Regions from separate parts of the Homo sapiens genome. Here region 2 is linked to region 1. A link is a loop called in an ENCODE intact Hi-C map of the cell type or tissue named here. Cell type or tissue: psoas muscle. All regions are shown on one strand.

What was found. A loop is a pair of places that touch in the nucleus more often than their neighbours do. Peaks named below come from ENCODE experiments on the same cell type or tissue, not always from the same donor. Only the 100,000 strongest peaks of a DNase experiment are listed, where the experiment ranks them.
Region 2: it touches region 1 in a loop (3-fold over the local background); 3 of 110 quality-filtered maps call a loop at or near these places.

What each region holds. Positions count from the first base shown.
Region 1 is chr17:70,617,650-70,625,649 of GRCh38, forward strand. No RefSeq gene overlaps it. Among named protein-coding and RNA genes, the nearest start is that of KCNJ2, 450 kb to the left of the region's middle. In psoas muscle, a CTCF peak has its summit at 4,942 (motif pointing left); a DNase peak (open chromatin) is centred at 4,932; H3K4me3 peaks cover 385 bases.
Region 2 is chr17:70,181,809-70,189,808 of GRCh38, forward strand. No RefSeq gene overlaps it. Among named protein-coding and RNA genes, the nearest start is that of KCNJ2, 16 kb to the left of the region's middle. In psoas muscle, no CTCF peak of the experiment used is centred here; no DNase peak of the experiment used is centred here; H3K4me3 peaks cover 1,200 bases; H3K27ac peaks cover 3,878 bases.

The sequences.
Region 1 (8,000 bases):
ATTGCCCTGCTTTTCCAGTTATTTCCAAGAACAAAGAAGCACAAGTGCTTCCCAGGGACTGGATGTGGGTCCTTGGGAGAGCTGATGAGAGTCATCTAGTCCAACAGAACACACCAGATGGAGGTTGGAGGGAGAGGGAAGAATGAGTGGGAAGAGACAGAGTGAACATCTCAGGGCTCAGGAAGGAGCATGAGCAGTCAGCACCTCGAGTGGTGAGAAGCTGGAGGTGTTCTACTCATGCATTATCTTTCACATGAACAATAGCGTCAAAAGTGGGCGGAAAGCATTCTCCCCACACAGCAATGCCCATTTAATAAGTTTGCCATGATGATTGACTTGGTAATGCATGTAAAAGGCTTAGGACTGCATGCTTATTAGCCTATCACCAGTACCTACGTGTTTAACATTATATGACAAATACTCGGTGAGTGTCTTAGTTCCACTCTTTCCTAATATTTATTACACACCCCTTCTCCCACTCCTGGCTAGTCAGCTTGCATGTACAGTCATTTCTGCTATAATGCAACATATGTGTTCCTAAGAATCGCTGCTCTGTGTAACGTCAAGCAATTAAAACCACAGAGCTTTGGATAAATCGGCTTAGGCATACAACACTCATGATCAGTGACACATTTTTTAAAAAGATAGAAATATAATAAAGATGGCAGCACATCCTGTATCTAAGATAAAAGTGGAAATTAAAACAAAAATGGTAGCACAGTTTTATCCATGTGAAGTGGTTAAGAAACACATATCACATTCAATATGGCACCTGGAGTTTGCTTGTGGAAGCGGACAGCTCTGTGTTATTGTGAAGTGAGGGAAGGAGCATCCTCTGAAACCAGACAGAAAGCTATAACACCAGATGTAGACGGGTGTGGCTTGTGGTCCTCGTGAGGTGTGTGCATTTGTGTGCTTTGTGTATTTCTAGGTGGCTCCCTTCAGCCGAGTGCAGTTTTCTGTGTTTACCTACTGCTTCTCATGGATGAAAACTCATGTAAACAAATGCAAAATTTGTGTTATCCTCAAACTGAGGATGATATACCAATTACGTTGGAACAAATTCATATTTTCAAAATGAGCAGAACAGTACATATTTACAAACCAGAAGCCACACATCCCCTAGCCTGCTTTGAAAAGGGATAATTTGTAAGAATGTGATCTCCCAAGTGCAATAGTTAGAATCTTTGGATTTAGGCCACGAGCGTTTGCCAAAAGAAATATATAATGGAGAAGAGAGTTCTGGAGACCTTTGTTGGGAAAGCCAGAACATCCTCATAGAGTTACTCAACTCTGGCTAAATTATATGTGAAGACCTAGACGACACCTAAAGAATTATTGTGCATTTTGAAAGCAGGAAGAGGAAAAGAAAAGGAGGAAACAAATGACTCTGATCAATTCTTGGTAATAACAAAGGAGGAAACAAATGACTCTGATCAATTCTTGGTAATAACAAAGGAGATACGATTCCCACTACACTCTCACGTGATACATTCAAATGGTAACTACTTTTCGTCTATTTTTGCCAAAAATGAAGACATAGGATCATAGGAAAAAAACAATGTTTACTAAATCTATCAATCAAAGCCACTAAATCCTAATTCTTCTATTTCAAGATCCATTAAAAAGAAATTTCTGGGGCCGGGCGCGGTGGCTCACGCCTGTAATCCCAGCCCTTTGGGAGGCTGAGGATCACGAGGCGGATCACGAGGATCAGGAGATGGAGACCATCCTGGCTAACACGGTGAAACCCCGTCTCTACTAAAAATACAAAAAAAATTAGCCGGGCATGGGGGCGGGCGCCTGTAGTCCCAGCTACTTGGGAGGCTGAGGCAGGAGAATGGCGTGAACCTGGGAGGCGGAGCTTGCAGTGAGCCGAGATCGCGCCACTGCACTCTGGCCTGGGTGACAGAGCGAGACTCAGTCACAAAAAAAAAAAAAAAAAATTCTACTTATTTATTTTTAACTTTTATTTTGGGTTCAGGCATACATGTGCAGGTTTGTTATATAGGTAAACTTGTGTCATGAGGGTTTGTTGTATAGATTATTTTGTCACCCAGGTACTAAACCTAGTACCCAGTGGTTATTTTCTGTCTCTCTCATCTCACCCTCCACCCTCAAGTAGGCCCTAGTGTCTGTTGTTCGCCTGTTTGCATCCATGTGTTCTCTTCATTTAGCTCCCACTTTTAAGTGAGAACATTCGGTGTTTGGTTTTCTGTTCCTGTGTTAGTTTGCTAATGGCCTCCAGCTCCATCCGTGTTTCTGCAAAAGACATTATCTCATTTCTTTTTATGGTGGCATAGTTTTCTATAGTGTATATGCACCACATTTTTTAATCCAGTCTTCCACTGATGGGCATTTAGGTTGATTCCATGTCTATGCTATTGTAAATAGTGCTGCAATGAACATATGCATGCATGTGTCTTTATGGTATATTCCTTTGGGTACATACACAGTAATGGGATTGCTGGGCCAAATAGTAATTCTGTTTTAGAAATGTCTACTTCTTTGTTTTTGGAGTGAACAATAACAAATAAGTCAAATCAAACAAGAATATATAAAGGTTTGTTTGTATTTTAATTATTAAAATATTGAAAAAGGAATACATGAATTATTTACAAAAGCAAATTGTCAGTCACTGGAGGCAGGTGCCAAAATAAATTCTTCTCTTCAGTGTAATAAGAAGTGCTCTGAAGCAAATTGGAATATAATATTGATAATGACAATAAATTGTAAATTCGTATAACTTTGTAAAAATTTAATATTTGTGCATTTCTGAAGTTCTTTGAACCTTCTTTTTTATCAGCAGTGTTTCTAGGTAGTGTTCATTTCTTCAGACAGAAGGTTCTTAAAGAGTCATGACTGCCTTATTAGTTATGTTTGTGCTTCCAAAACTTACAGTCCATTCCATCTGTGGTGAGCCACTTCAGCAAAATATATTTTGGACCATGAATTATTGGGCATAATGTAACAAAGCAACTGGTTGTTTGACATTTTTTTTTTGTTTGGTATCATGTAGATAGTTATTTTTAGAACCAACTCTAAATGACTTTTCTCCGGCCTTTTTCTTTTTTTTTGAGATGGAGTCTCGCTCTGTCGCCCAGGCTGGAGTGCAGTGGCACAATCTCGGCTCACTGCAACCTCCACCTCCAGGGTTCAAGCGATTCTCCTGCCTCAGCCTCCCGAGTAGCTGGGACTACAGGCATGCGCCACCACATCCAGCTAATATTTTGTATTTTTAGTAGAGATGGGGTTTCACCGTGATAGCCAGGATGGTCTCGATCTCCTGACCTCGTGATCTGCCCCCTTGGCCTCCCAAAGTGTTGGGATTACAGGCATGAGTCACCGCGCTGGCCTTCTCCAGCATTCAACAAGTGTCATGCTATAGTCGACGTGTCAGAAATATCCAGTGAGAATCAGGGAAACCTCATTAGAAAGAGTTCCTGATTGGTTCCCATATGTTCCTGAGCTGTTTACTATATTAGAGTATGGTTTCAGTTTCTCTTATTTCTTTCACTAATCTTTGGGCTCTAACAAGGTATATTCTCATTATAATCTCTCTGTTCTCTCAAAATCTAACACAGTACTAAGTACAAAGTTAGTTCTCTCTATATTGTAGTTAAATGGAATGAGTTCATTACAAGAAGATTAGGGCTGAATTAGCCCAGTTTGGCATTTTACATATTTGAATAATCAAATGGTAGCTAGAACCTCTATTTTGCTTGGTTTTATTAATTCAGTGGGGGACACCTGCCGGATTTAATTTCTCCCTCATTTCTAATGGACTAAGTCAGTTTAGGTCACTGTGAAGACGTGGGTGAGGTCATGAACTTCAGTCTAGGGCTGCTGTTTTATTGTTTAGACTATCGCAGCCCTCCTAAGCCAAATTTCTTATATACTTTCAAAATAAAAATGCAGCAAACTAGTGTGGAAGTAGCCTCCAGAGCGTTCTGCCCCTCACCACCCCCGGCCCCTCCAAAGTTAGACTTAATCTTCTTGTTTCCATGTCAAATCCAAACTGGACCACCATCACTAGTTTCCTAGGAAACCCTGAAAAACTGTCTTTACATAACTCACTTTGCCCACTATTGGAATGCTGCCACTTCTGGGGAAAGGCACAGCAGCTGTTCAGCTGCCTCATAGCAACACTTCACAACAGTGTGGGAGGAAAGCAAAGACCAGCAATATACTTAAATTAAACTTCCCTGGGGAGAGCAAGATACCAGGGCAGAAGGTAATAGTTTAGAGTCGAGAGCATCTAATTAGTCAACAAACCTGCCCTGAAAGCGAACGTAGTGAATTTTTAATGAAATCAAGAGACCCAGTGTTTTTTCTCATCTTCCACTTGAAAGGCACTGATACATATTTAACTGCTATCATCGAAAGAGTCCTTCTGTTTCAAACATACTTCCAAAGAAGTATTTTTTTTATTTTTATTTTGAACTAAACAACAAAAAAGAACACCCACAGCAAAGAATAAAGGTCAACTGGGTTATGTTTTCATATAATTCCTACTATTTCCCCAAAAGTTAATAACATTTCATCCAGCTACCCCTTGGACTAGCTAGGACTAGCTAGAATTGCCAAAACTCAGATGACAATGCAAGAAGCATCGTTTCAACCTGGCTCTGTTCTCTCTTTAGCACGGAAACAAAACACATGTTTATAGCAGCCATTCTTTGAACCGTGATTCATAAAATAGGGGTAGAAATTAAAGAGGTAAAGTCAAAGTTGCCAATAGTAAGAGGAAAATATTTGAACGGATGGAACCCAAACTGCCATGTAATGCTGTGCAGTTTGCTGTGCATAAAGGCACTCAGCCAACGAAGCAAATGGAAGCTTAAAATGCAGTTTGGGCTCCCCTAACCAAACTGTGCACCCAGGAGTCAGGCTACTACTTCCCGAAGAAGGGGTACCTTTTTCTCAGCACAAAGGCGCCATCTGTTGGCCATCTCAACAGAGGGGCTGCTTTCTTTCGGCGGGTTGTGGTCATTCAGAGGGGAAGCCAATTTTTCTAGTGGAAACCCCGCATAGAATGGGGGACCCTAAGAGGCATTCTTGTACAAATACTTCATTTTATACATAAGAGAACAAACACCAGGGGTCCAGTAGAGAACAAAAATAAGGACCTCTGTTTCAGAAAGCAGAAAAAGATGTTATTAAAAGTACTAACAGAAACTTTTTTCTCTCTCCATGAATTCTCTGAAATAGTCATGGTGTCTTTATTTGCTCCATGTTATTGATTTAGTGTAATTCTAAGCAAAGACAATTTTAAAATGTAATTATTAGCATTAATTTCCCTTTTCATCTTTATGTCGTGAAATGTCAGCTTTTAATATGAATGTAAATGCATTTTGTTGGTTACACGGAGTCACTGATGCTATCCACTTCCTATTTTGTAGGTCGTACACGCCTACCCATTTCCTTCTTATCAGAAGAGTGAAAACACTGCAGAAAACCACCTCTTCTGTTTGTATTTTACTTCCGGAAACATATACATCCCATCAACCCTCTCTATCTTCAGTTTACTAGTGAATAAAGAAGGACTTAAAGGTAAAGAGACCATGGCTACTCCTATATTCCAATGTTGTCTTCATTTCCAGCCTAAGTGGCTGGCTGGCACATGGAGGGAAGTAACAGGAGTTAGAATGGCTATCATAGGTTCCTTGTTCCTCTATGTTTCCCAGAAGGCCATTGTCTTATTTCTCCACCGGAAAGCAACTTCAGGTTTGAATGGAATATGTGGACTCTAGGGATGTCAGAGTCCCTGCTCACTCCCTTGGGAATGGTACATGCTTACCTGTACTCTTGAGTCTTTCTAGACCCTCAGGCATTGTGAGTCTACTAGAATTTTGTGTCATGCAGCATTGCAAATGCTATAAGACAATGGGGAAGTACGGAACTACAGGGAACATTCAAAGTGTGCATATCTCCTCTGCTCACACATAGGCACCATTGTCCCATTAGACTTTACTTACAGAACACAAGTTGAAGGATTAAATTATCAAGAATTTCAAGACAGTAACATGAGAGCATTAAACTAGACACAGGGCCCTTCTGAGGACTGAGCACAGGTTGCCAGCCCACAAAACTGGACATGAGAAATATTAAGTGATTTGCCTAATAACCAGAGATAAATGCCTTTCAACTTCAGCTCATTTCTAAGCATTAACTTCTATTTACTTTTTTTTTTAGCTAATAAACTGACCTTTCTAACAATTCTTCAGTGTTACTATTAGATCAATGAATAATGGAATGCAAATGTTTGGGAGGGAAGGATGCTAACAGTGATCGAATGCTCATGGTGCTTTGCCGTGCTTACCTAAATGATCTTATTCATTACAATTCTAATGAGGCAAGGTGTGTTTAATGCATTTTTAAAGCTGGATACTTAAAACCTTAAGAAAGCAAGTAACTCATCCAATGTCAAGTAACTTATGTGTTGAGAAAGCAAGATCAATGAGTTATAAACACACGGAACTTGAGTTCCGTTCCCAACCTCCCTTTCAAAATCTATTCAGCGGCGTCGCTTTCCCATGACTCTAGATGGAGAGTTGGGCGGGCCCTTGAGTTTCTACCTGCTTGGAGGTATTGAACAGTTTCTCCCATTACTTTAGATGACAACTCAGATTCAACTTGGAAGCTGAAGTGTGCAGGTATCTGTAACATTCACATGTCTGGATTGACTTAATGTTAAATTTTCTTCCCTTCCCTAGCTGGGCTGTTGAAATTGGCCACACCATTGCCAACAGTGACACAGCACTTCCTCTTTCCTGCTTGAGTCTTCCTCCAGTTATTAGTTTGAATGGGAGTGGTTAGTACTTAGAAAGTGGGGTGTGGAGCATGAAATATGGGAGTGGGGATGAGAAATTTCTTATTGGGGTGAGTTTTGTGCCAACTCAGACTTCTCTTAATCTCAAGGATTCTGTTTTAACCTGGGTTCTCACAATGCAGAACCTGCATAATTTATTGGGAACTGTAACCCTGAAAGTGAGGGACAGGGGTAGTGAAACAAGGCAGGTTCAAAATAAGGATGTTTCAAGATGGTCAATGTCAGGATATCTGGATGTTCACTCCTATGGGATCTTCTGGAAAGCTGAGTGGCATGAGCTTTAGGATCAGGCCTTCAGCAGAGGAAGGAGAAGTTTTGCTTGCTGGTTTCTATGCATATTTATCCAGAGTTCATCCCATGAGACATTAGCCCTCTTAGAGTTCCAGGATGAAAAAGAGTGATCACAAAATTTTCTGCCATGTCACAGAAAAGCCCAGGGATGGGCCACAGGAATGCTGGATGGGCTTGATGTATGGTGGTGCCAAGATGCACCTGCAGGAAGCCATTTGGGGTCCATGCACAGGCCCATCACTGAAGCTGTGGCCAAAATCAGAGAACAAAGGGGTTTAGTGGATCTGATATGATGCATGAACAATGTCTAACATGGGTGCTTTCCTGGGTTCACTGGAGGAGATTCAACTTGGGCCCTCCAACTCAAATTCTAGGTGTGTGCCCTGCCTCCTCTTCAGACATTTGCCTTCTGAAAGCCTGGCCCTTGGGAGGCTCACTTTATAGCACATATCACCTCTCATATATTGGAGTCCCATTTTCCTCATCCTGATAGTCCTTTTGAGCAGGACTTCAATAGCTCCAGTCCAGTTCACTCTGCAACAAAAGTCTGCATTGGGTCCTAGAAAAACAGTGACATATTCCTTGGCCTATCATGGAAGGGAAGTACAGTTACTCCTGAAATAAACAAGAAACTCACCCCTGTTCCACCAGCCAAAGCAGCTTCTATAACTTTCTATTTTTCCCTTAAGTTTTCCTTGGCTGAAAGTCAGACCGCAATGCACCATATTGTCAAATGAGAGGACAAAGCATTCACAATTAAGTCTCACTTTAAAGCCTCTCTTCTTTTCAGTAAAAATCGCTTTGTTTGGTGATTGACTTTATGATGATAAACATACCTGAAAAAGTCTGATGGAGAGTAAGAAATACAGCTTTTCTA
Region 2 (8,000 bases), 440 kb before region 1:
TCCCAGGTCATACTTGCAAAGAAAAAAACAAATTTCCATCTAGAAATATTCATTTTCAAGCTAGCAAAACTGATTAAATGAATCGTATTTGTTTGCCCAAATTTGAGTGAGTGAATAAATGCATAAATGAATAAAGGATGGCTAGCTCTATGTCCTTTAAATGAAGTAAAGAACCAAGTCCGTGATCAGCTTATTTCAGGACCTCAGTGTTTCTTCAGGATATTTCAGACCATGGAGCTAAGTGACCTAATGATTAGTCACTATCTGAGGGTTGTTATAATGATTTTATAAAAAGAGAAATATCTAATTACAAGGTAGTACCTGCAAAGCACAAGTAGAATAAGAATATCAGAGTGCCTGGCTTAGGAACTGGGTGTCCAACTGTCCTGATTTGCCTGGGACTCAGGGATTTTCTAGCGTGCAAGACTTTCAGTGCTGAAACTGGAAAAGCTCTGGGCAAACCAGGGGAGTTGGTCATCCTCCTTTGGAAAGTAGAGAAGTAGAATGGCTGGGGGAAAGGGGAAGACCCAGTAGATAAGAATTCGCAAGGGAGGAATTGAAGCAAGGTAAACCAGAGGCAGCACGTGAGTGTTACTAAACAGAATAATAATGGTGAATAATTACTTAGGAAGTGGCTCTCTCCAACTAACTGAAATTTGTCACCTCAAGGGCATTTTTTTTGTTTTGGAGGAATGGTTTTCTAAAATATTATACAATTATCTGCCTTATTCAAAAGATGATATATATTATTTAACATTTCCTTATGTGACTCAAGCTAATATGTGCACCTCTTTCTGATGGGATATGCTTTTTAATCTTTTTTTATCACGAAACCAGCAGCTAATATTTTGTCCACTGCCAGAAGTCCCCTAGTGCTAGTTTGTTTTCTGCTTCTTATTCTCTGGGTCAAATAAATCAGATCAACCCATTATGATATAGATTATTGTATCATATATGTCATAGCATATATGATGAGTTTATCATATATCGTCATATCATATATAATATAGATTATCAGAGAGGATATCACATAATCCTCTATGACTAATATCATACGTAATAGCAGGGAGGTTCAGAAGGCCCAGAGGAGACACAAATGACCTGGCTTCTGCGCAGGTTTTATATTCATTGTACTGATTTTCGGAGATCTTTTTTATTTCAGGTTTGAGATTATATTCGGAGAGGTTGAGGCCATTAAGGAATTTGACTTTAGAAAATTCTATTCAACTCAACCAAAAATTTGTTAAGCGATTATAATGTAATACTGGGCACTCAGAGTTTTCTTTATGGACTTGGTCTCCAATCAGTCACAACTTAGAAAATGGGTGGTATGGTTATATATTTATTTTGTCTTAAAAACTAAGAAAAGTAACTGGGTTTTAGATATAAAAAGTTTGTATAGAACAGTAACTACCAATTACTGAGTACTTAGGATCTATTAGGCACTGTACAGACACACTGTTCTTTTCCTCCATGTGTGGACATCTTCATTTGGAAGATTAAATATCTTTGCAGGGAGGTCACTGTGGATTCAAGTGTTTTTGAAACACCCTATTGGGAATCGTTTTCAGTGCACCTCATTTAAATATTTTATTTGTGACAAAATTTTTTATAACTTTTTGGTTAAGGTTAAATTCTATGTTTAGAAAAATCCAGAACTCAATCAGAACCACATTTAAGTGACAAAGTTGGATAATTAAGATCGCAAATATCATGTCCTACAAAACAATCAATGAGTGACTATAAAGAACATGTAATTAGTGAGATGGTTTGGTTGTTTAATTGTCAATGGTTCTGATTTGGCTCAAATGACCCAGGAGGCTTTACAAAATATGCTGCACCGGGAGAGTGGACTTGGATTAAGTAAGCAACCTTCTGCTATGATAACTTGGAAGGACATCTCAAATGTCTATAAATAATCTTACCTGGCTTAAAAAACTCCTTTCTCTCTCTCTCTCTCTCTCTCTCTCTCTCGCTTTCTTTCCCTCTCACTTTCTTTTCTAATTCATGATGGTAACTTCTACCTTTTGTTTTGATTTTTACCCTTGAATTCTAGATAAACTATCTGCAAACGTTCACATTAATGTGGAAGTTTGGTGAGACAAACCTGTTTTCTCAACTTCATAATATCTTAAAATTAAAATATGTAAGACCTTTAAAATATAATACATACCATTTTCTTCCCCTCCTAGCCTCCTTCTAGCCACTTCTCTTGAAACCATTTGCCATATATCAGTAACAGTAACCTTAAAATCAACTTAGTTAAAAAACAACTATTTACAAACATAATACTTGTATAGACACACAGTCATAATCAGAAGACATCACTTTATAATCTATATTTTTTTACTCTTACAATGGAAATTCTATAGGTAAAACAGTCCCTCAAGGAAAAATTAAATGTTTGTATATATTTGGTTTGGTTTTGATAGACTGCTTTCTGACAACAAACATACACACCCAAGCAAGCTTCTACTGCTATGAAAATTATGGAATTGTGAGGTAAAAATGTTATGACAATTTCTTGGTTTAGGGAAATGTGAGAAAATTAAGCATAGAGAAACTCCAATGCCAGAGACATTTCAAAAATAGCATGTATGTTCTCCTTCCTCCATCCTTTCCTTCCTTCCTCCCTCTCTCCCTCCTTCCCTCCCTTCTTCCTTCCTTCCCTGTTTCCTTGTTTCCCTTCCTTCTCTTCCTCCCTTCCCCTCCCCTCCCCCTCCCTCTCCCCTCCCCTCCCCCTCCCTCTCCCCTCCCCTCCCTCCCTCCCTCCCTTCCTTCTTCCTTCCTTCCTTTTTTTCTCTTCCCTTGCTTCTTCTTTCCTCCTTCCTTCCCTCCTTCTCTTCCTACCTTCCGCTTCCCTTCTCTCCTCTTTTCTTCCTTCTTCCCACACATTTGTAATTCTCTATCATTTGCCTGCCACTCTGTTTGTTGTTGCTGTAATTAGTAGTGCTCACAAGTGACTCTTAATAAAGTTACAATAATAAAGCATGGTTACCTAATGCAATGTTTAACCTAAAATTTGAAAGTGTTTCTTCTTACAGTTTAAGTTGGTTTTGTAAGGACTTTGCTCCGGTGAACCCTGTTCTTTCCCTCCCTCCTGCTAAATGACTGCTCTGACCCCGTATTCTGCTGCGATTAGTTCTGTGAATCATCTTCGCCTCAGCATTTCCCCAGTCCTGACACATGGACAGAAAGACATCCCTTGGCAAACATTCAATCTAGTACAACAAACAAATGAATCAAGTCTCAGCCTTTGTCATTTTACTTGGATTTTGTTTTTTTACATTTTTGCTAATACAGTTTTACATCTAAAGTCCCAGTTAAGCAGCTCTTCATTTGGTCCTGCAAACAGAGTGTCTCGTCGAATAGTATATAGGAGGTTCCTTTACATTAGGAACTTTCTCATAAAAACAGATTATTTACCAAGAGAGAAATTTCAAAGGCAAGTATACACACATTTCTAACAAAACACTCTCGGCAAAAGCACTGTCAGATGGCAACCATATATGACAAAATGAGGGAAAGTTGAATGAACATGTCAGAGGTTTTCTTCAGTCCTATCATGAGTTCTTTTGGTGGCCATAAGGTCAACAAAGCACTCCTCCCTGCCTTTTCCAGGGAGGAGCTGAAGTGGCAGCCAGCATCACTTGGGCACACTCAGTCAATGAGGCAGCTGAATAAGATGCCCCCGAGTTGCCATAGAAACTGGAAGAAGCAGAGAAGCACCTTCTCCTGCACACTCTTTAATTTCATCTGAGTGACTTTGTTTAAGAACCAAAAATAAAAAGTGCACAAGGATGTAATTATATAAAAAGCTGTGTTCGATTATAAATACAGTATGTACTTTTGCCTCAGTCTACAGCTCACCTCTCCCTTCCATTTCGAGGCATTTGAACCATTCAAGGAGGAGTCTTCACTTCAGCTTTAATTGAAATGAGGCCCAGATTTACCAAGACAGGGGAGCGAGACTTTCTGCATTTCTATCTTTCCCTGGTTCACATTTGACGTCTGCATGTGGAGTCTTTTATAACAAAGTCTATTTCCAGGGGATCTTCATATCGGGCCATCTGGGTTCACCAGGGCTTACTGAAATTGCTCTGCCTTTTGGCATTTGTAGTCTAAAACATCGTATAGGTTTATGATCATTTTGCAGGATAATAAAAAGAGGTGGACAGGAGAATGCCAAAAAAGCAATTAGTGGAGAAGGGCAACAAAATCCTTTTTTAAAGAAATCCTGTTGCTACTTGCAATAAACAGCTAGTTTCACAATAGAGCAGGATGGGAGGAGAGTACCTCAACAGTGGTCCCATTGCAGTGTTCACCTGGGGGAAATTGTTCAGAATTTAGAGGGTCTACCTCTGGTCTTTACACCTTCCTGAAGGGCTGATGGGTTAAATTTGCTGGAAGAAAATGACACATCTTCTTTCTAGTATCCTTTAGTGAAACAGGGCAATCCTGAACCTGCATGAATCCTGGCATGATTTGAAATGTACTTGCTCTTAGGTTCCTACTTCCTGCTAGTGATTTGCATGAAGTTGAGTGCAATATAGAATTTACTTAAAAAGGAAAATGCAAAGGTACAAGGTGTGTCCAATGAGCAAAAATGCAATCCTATGTGTTCTTCGTGAATATGCCTTGTCTGTTCTCTTGATTTGGAGGACTACACATGAGAACCCGAGACTGAGACTTTCTGCAAGGCAAATAAGTCTTTTGTATAAGTAAAATATGAAAGGATTTTTCCCTTTTTGGAAAGCTGGCAGCCTGCAGGTAAAAAATGTGGCTGGTTCAGCTAGTGCTGTTTGTAAAACTAGACTGGCCATGTTTCTTAAATGCCTACTGAAACCAGTTACATGCTTGCAAGCAAAAAAAGAAAGAAAAATAATGGAACTGAAGAACGTCCTTGGCTGTTTAAGGTTGGAAAATTTTACTTAAATGAATCTAGAATTTCCAGATCTTTTTACCTAGAGGTACATAACAACCACAAAAGGAGTTTCCTCAAATATAGCTTTAAATGTCAGCCGTGTCCTCTTCCTGGCTTTGAGTTCAGATGTATTGTTTCTGGTGTTTTGTTTTGTTTTATTGTTGATTGTTTTTGGTTTTTGCCTCACATCAACCCACGATGAAAACTCAACTCCTCTTAGAGTTTTTCCAAAATAACATGAAAATGCATTATTAAGAAATGTTGGTTTTATAGAAAATTTTATATGGAAGACAGAAGAGGGGTTCTCTGCACACCCTCCACGTGAAACATCAAACTTATCTTGCAAGTTGGATTTCTACAGGGATTTCGTTCTCTTATCTCTCACCACCAAGAGTGAGATTTACTCTTTTTACCTTTTGAAATCCAATAAGGTGCTGGGCAAAACAAGGGACCCTGTGGTTAGCAAGGCCCTTGTTGTTAGAAATGGTCAGCTTTAAAATGCCACAGATTAAAGAAAAATTATACAATAACTGTGCCACTAAGATGCATAAAGTAATAAAGTTTAAATAACACAGTCCAGCATTTGCCTCCAGTCTCAAAAGCTCAAAAGTCTGATTCCATCAGCACATCTGGCCCTAGGAGCCAGATGTATGGACTTAAAATATTTATTTACAATGAGAAGTATGAATGCTAAAGGAACCACACACTTGAAGACTACAGTCAGTGTATGTTCACTGTCTGTGAATTTTTCATGGTGGTTGGGAATAGAGCAAGGAGAAGTCACGTGAATTAATCGTAGGATTGTAGGATGTTAGCAAACAAAGACAGCATCTTTCATCTAACTCAACTGGGAATCAGACTAAAGAACTGGTCATGTTGAATCATCAGATGGAACTCTCTTGCCCTGAACAATGCTTGGATCAGCACTATTCATTTTAGCTTGTGGGATTCTTCTTTCAGATACTTCCAAGGCCGACTAGTATCATCATTCTCTGTTCCCTTTTAATTAAAACATTCTTTACTTACATAAGTGAATATACACAGTCCATTTGAAGTTACATTTCAGAGGTCTGGAAATCTTTCTCTTGTTTCATCTGTGATTTTTTTATATAATTATCTCTTTATGGTATATTTTACATGCAATAAAATGCACTTATTTAAGTGTACATTTCTATGCTTTGGATAAATGTATATATTCTTGTAACTATTACCACAGTCATTACCATCATCTTCCAAATTTATTTTGTACCCTAATTCAGAGAATCCTCCCCTATCAGTCCCACCCTTGGCCCCAGGAAACCACTGACAAAGTAAGTTTACCTTTTCCAGAGATTTCATCCTATCTTTTTTTCTTTTTTTTTGATTCCTTGATCTTTATTTTCTTAATTGTTAAATCGATACATTGTCATTGTACATAAGTATGGAGTACAATTTGGTGTTTCAATAAATATCTACGTTGTATAATGATCGAAACAGGGTAATTAGCTTATACATCACCTCATGTATTTAATATTTCTTTGTGATGAGAACATTTAAAAGCCTAGCCCTAAAACTGTCCTCATAAAATTAATAAAACTAAATTGTCAGTTTTCTTACCAAAAGCATAAGCTTTGAGTAGAAGCAGGGCTAAGCATTAATCAGGTTTCCCTAGAGCCTACTTCTTTCTCGCTTCCTACTACTTAAAATTCACGTAGCCGCATCACAAGCTCCTGGCTTCTACAGACAACGTCTTTAATGTTAAGAAACCTCAGATTCTCCATTAAGAGATGTTTTCCAGATCTTGCATTCTAAGGATCCACTGACACCAGACAGTCTGAAGAACTCTCCGAGGAACTAAGTGCAACAAGGCAGTTTCTACATATTTATGATTTTATCTCCCATGCCCTAATCAGTGACCTCCTGCTTCTCAGCCCCATACGTGCCAAACTTTTCTTAAAAAACACAGTCCAAATCTCCTCAAGGAGGCAGAGTTGAGGTTCTCTCCTATCTCCTCATTTGGATGCCCCTGTGATTATTAAATTCTTTCTCTGCGGCAACTCCCGCTGTTTCGACGTATTGAATTGTTACTGCTCGATGAGCCCTTGAACATGGCAGCCCTATAACACCTTCTAGCTATGTTGCAATATACAATACTTTACTCTTAACCATAGCCATCCTACTGGGCATTGGACACCAGAACTTATTTCTCCTATCTAATTGTAACTTTGTACCCACCGATCAATCTCTCCCTATCCTCCCCTACCCCTACTAACCCCTCCCTAGTCTCTGGTAAACACTCTTCTACTTGCTGCTTCTATGATGTTACTTTTATTTTAGATTCCACATATGTGAAATCATGCAGTATTTGTATTTCCATGTCTGGCTTATTTCACTAAACATGATGCCCTCCAGGTCCATCCATGCTGCCACAAGTGACAAGATTTCATTTTTTTTTTTAATGGTTCAATAGTATTACATGGTGTGTGTGTTTCTGTGTGTGAACATTTTCTTTATCCATTCATCTGTTGTTGGACACTTAGGTTGATTTCATATCTTGACTATTGTAAATAGTTGTGCAATAAACATAGGAATGCAGATATCTCTTAGACACACTGATTTTATTTCTTTTGGATACATATCCGGTAGTGGAATCCCAGGATCATACAGTCGTTCTATCTTTAATTTTTTGAGGAAATTCTGTACCATTTATGTAGTGATTGTACTAATTTTACAGTCCCATTACCATTGTGTAAGTGCTTGCTTTTCTTCACGTACTCGCCAACACTTGTTTTCTCTTGTTTTTCTTGATAATAGCAATTCTAACTGGAGTGAGGTGGTATCTCATCGTGGTCTTGGTTTGCCTTTCCCTGATGATTAGTGATGTTAAGTATTTTTCATATACCTGGTGGCCACTTGTATGTCTTCTTCTGTGAAAAGTCTATTAAGATCTTTTGCCCATTTTTTAATTGGGATATATATATGTATCCCAATTTTGTATCTCCCATGCCCTAATCAGTGACCTCCTGCCTCTCAGCCCTATACCTGCCAAAGATTTTTTAAAAAACACGGTCCAAAACTCCTCAGGGAGGGAGAGTTG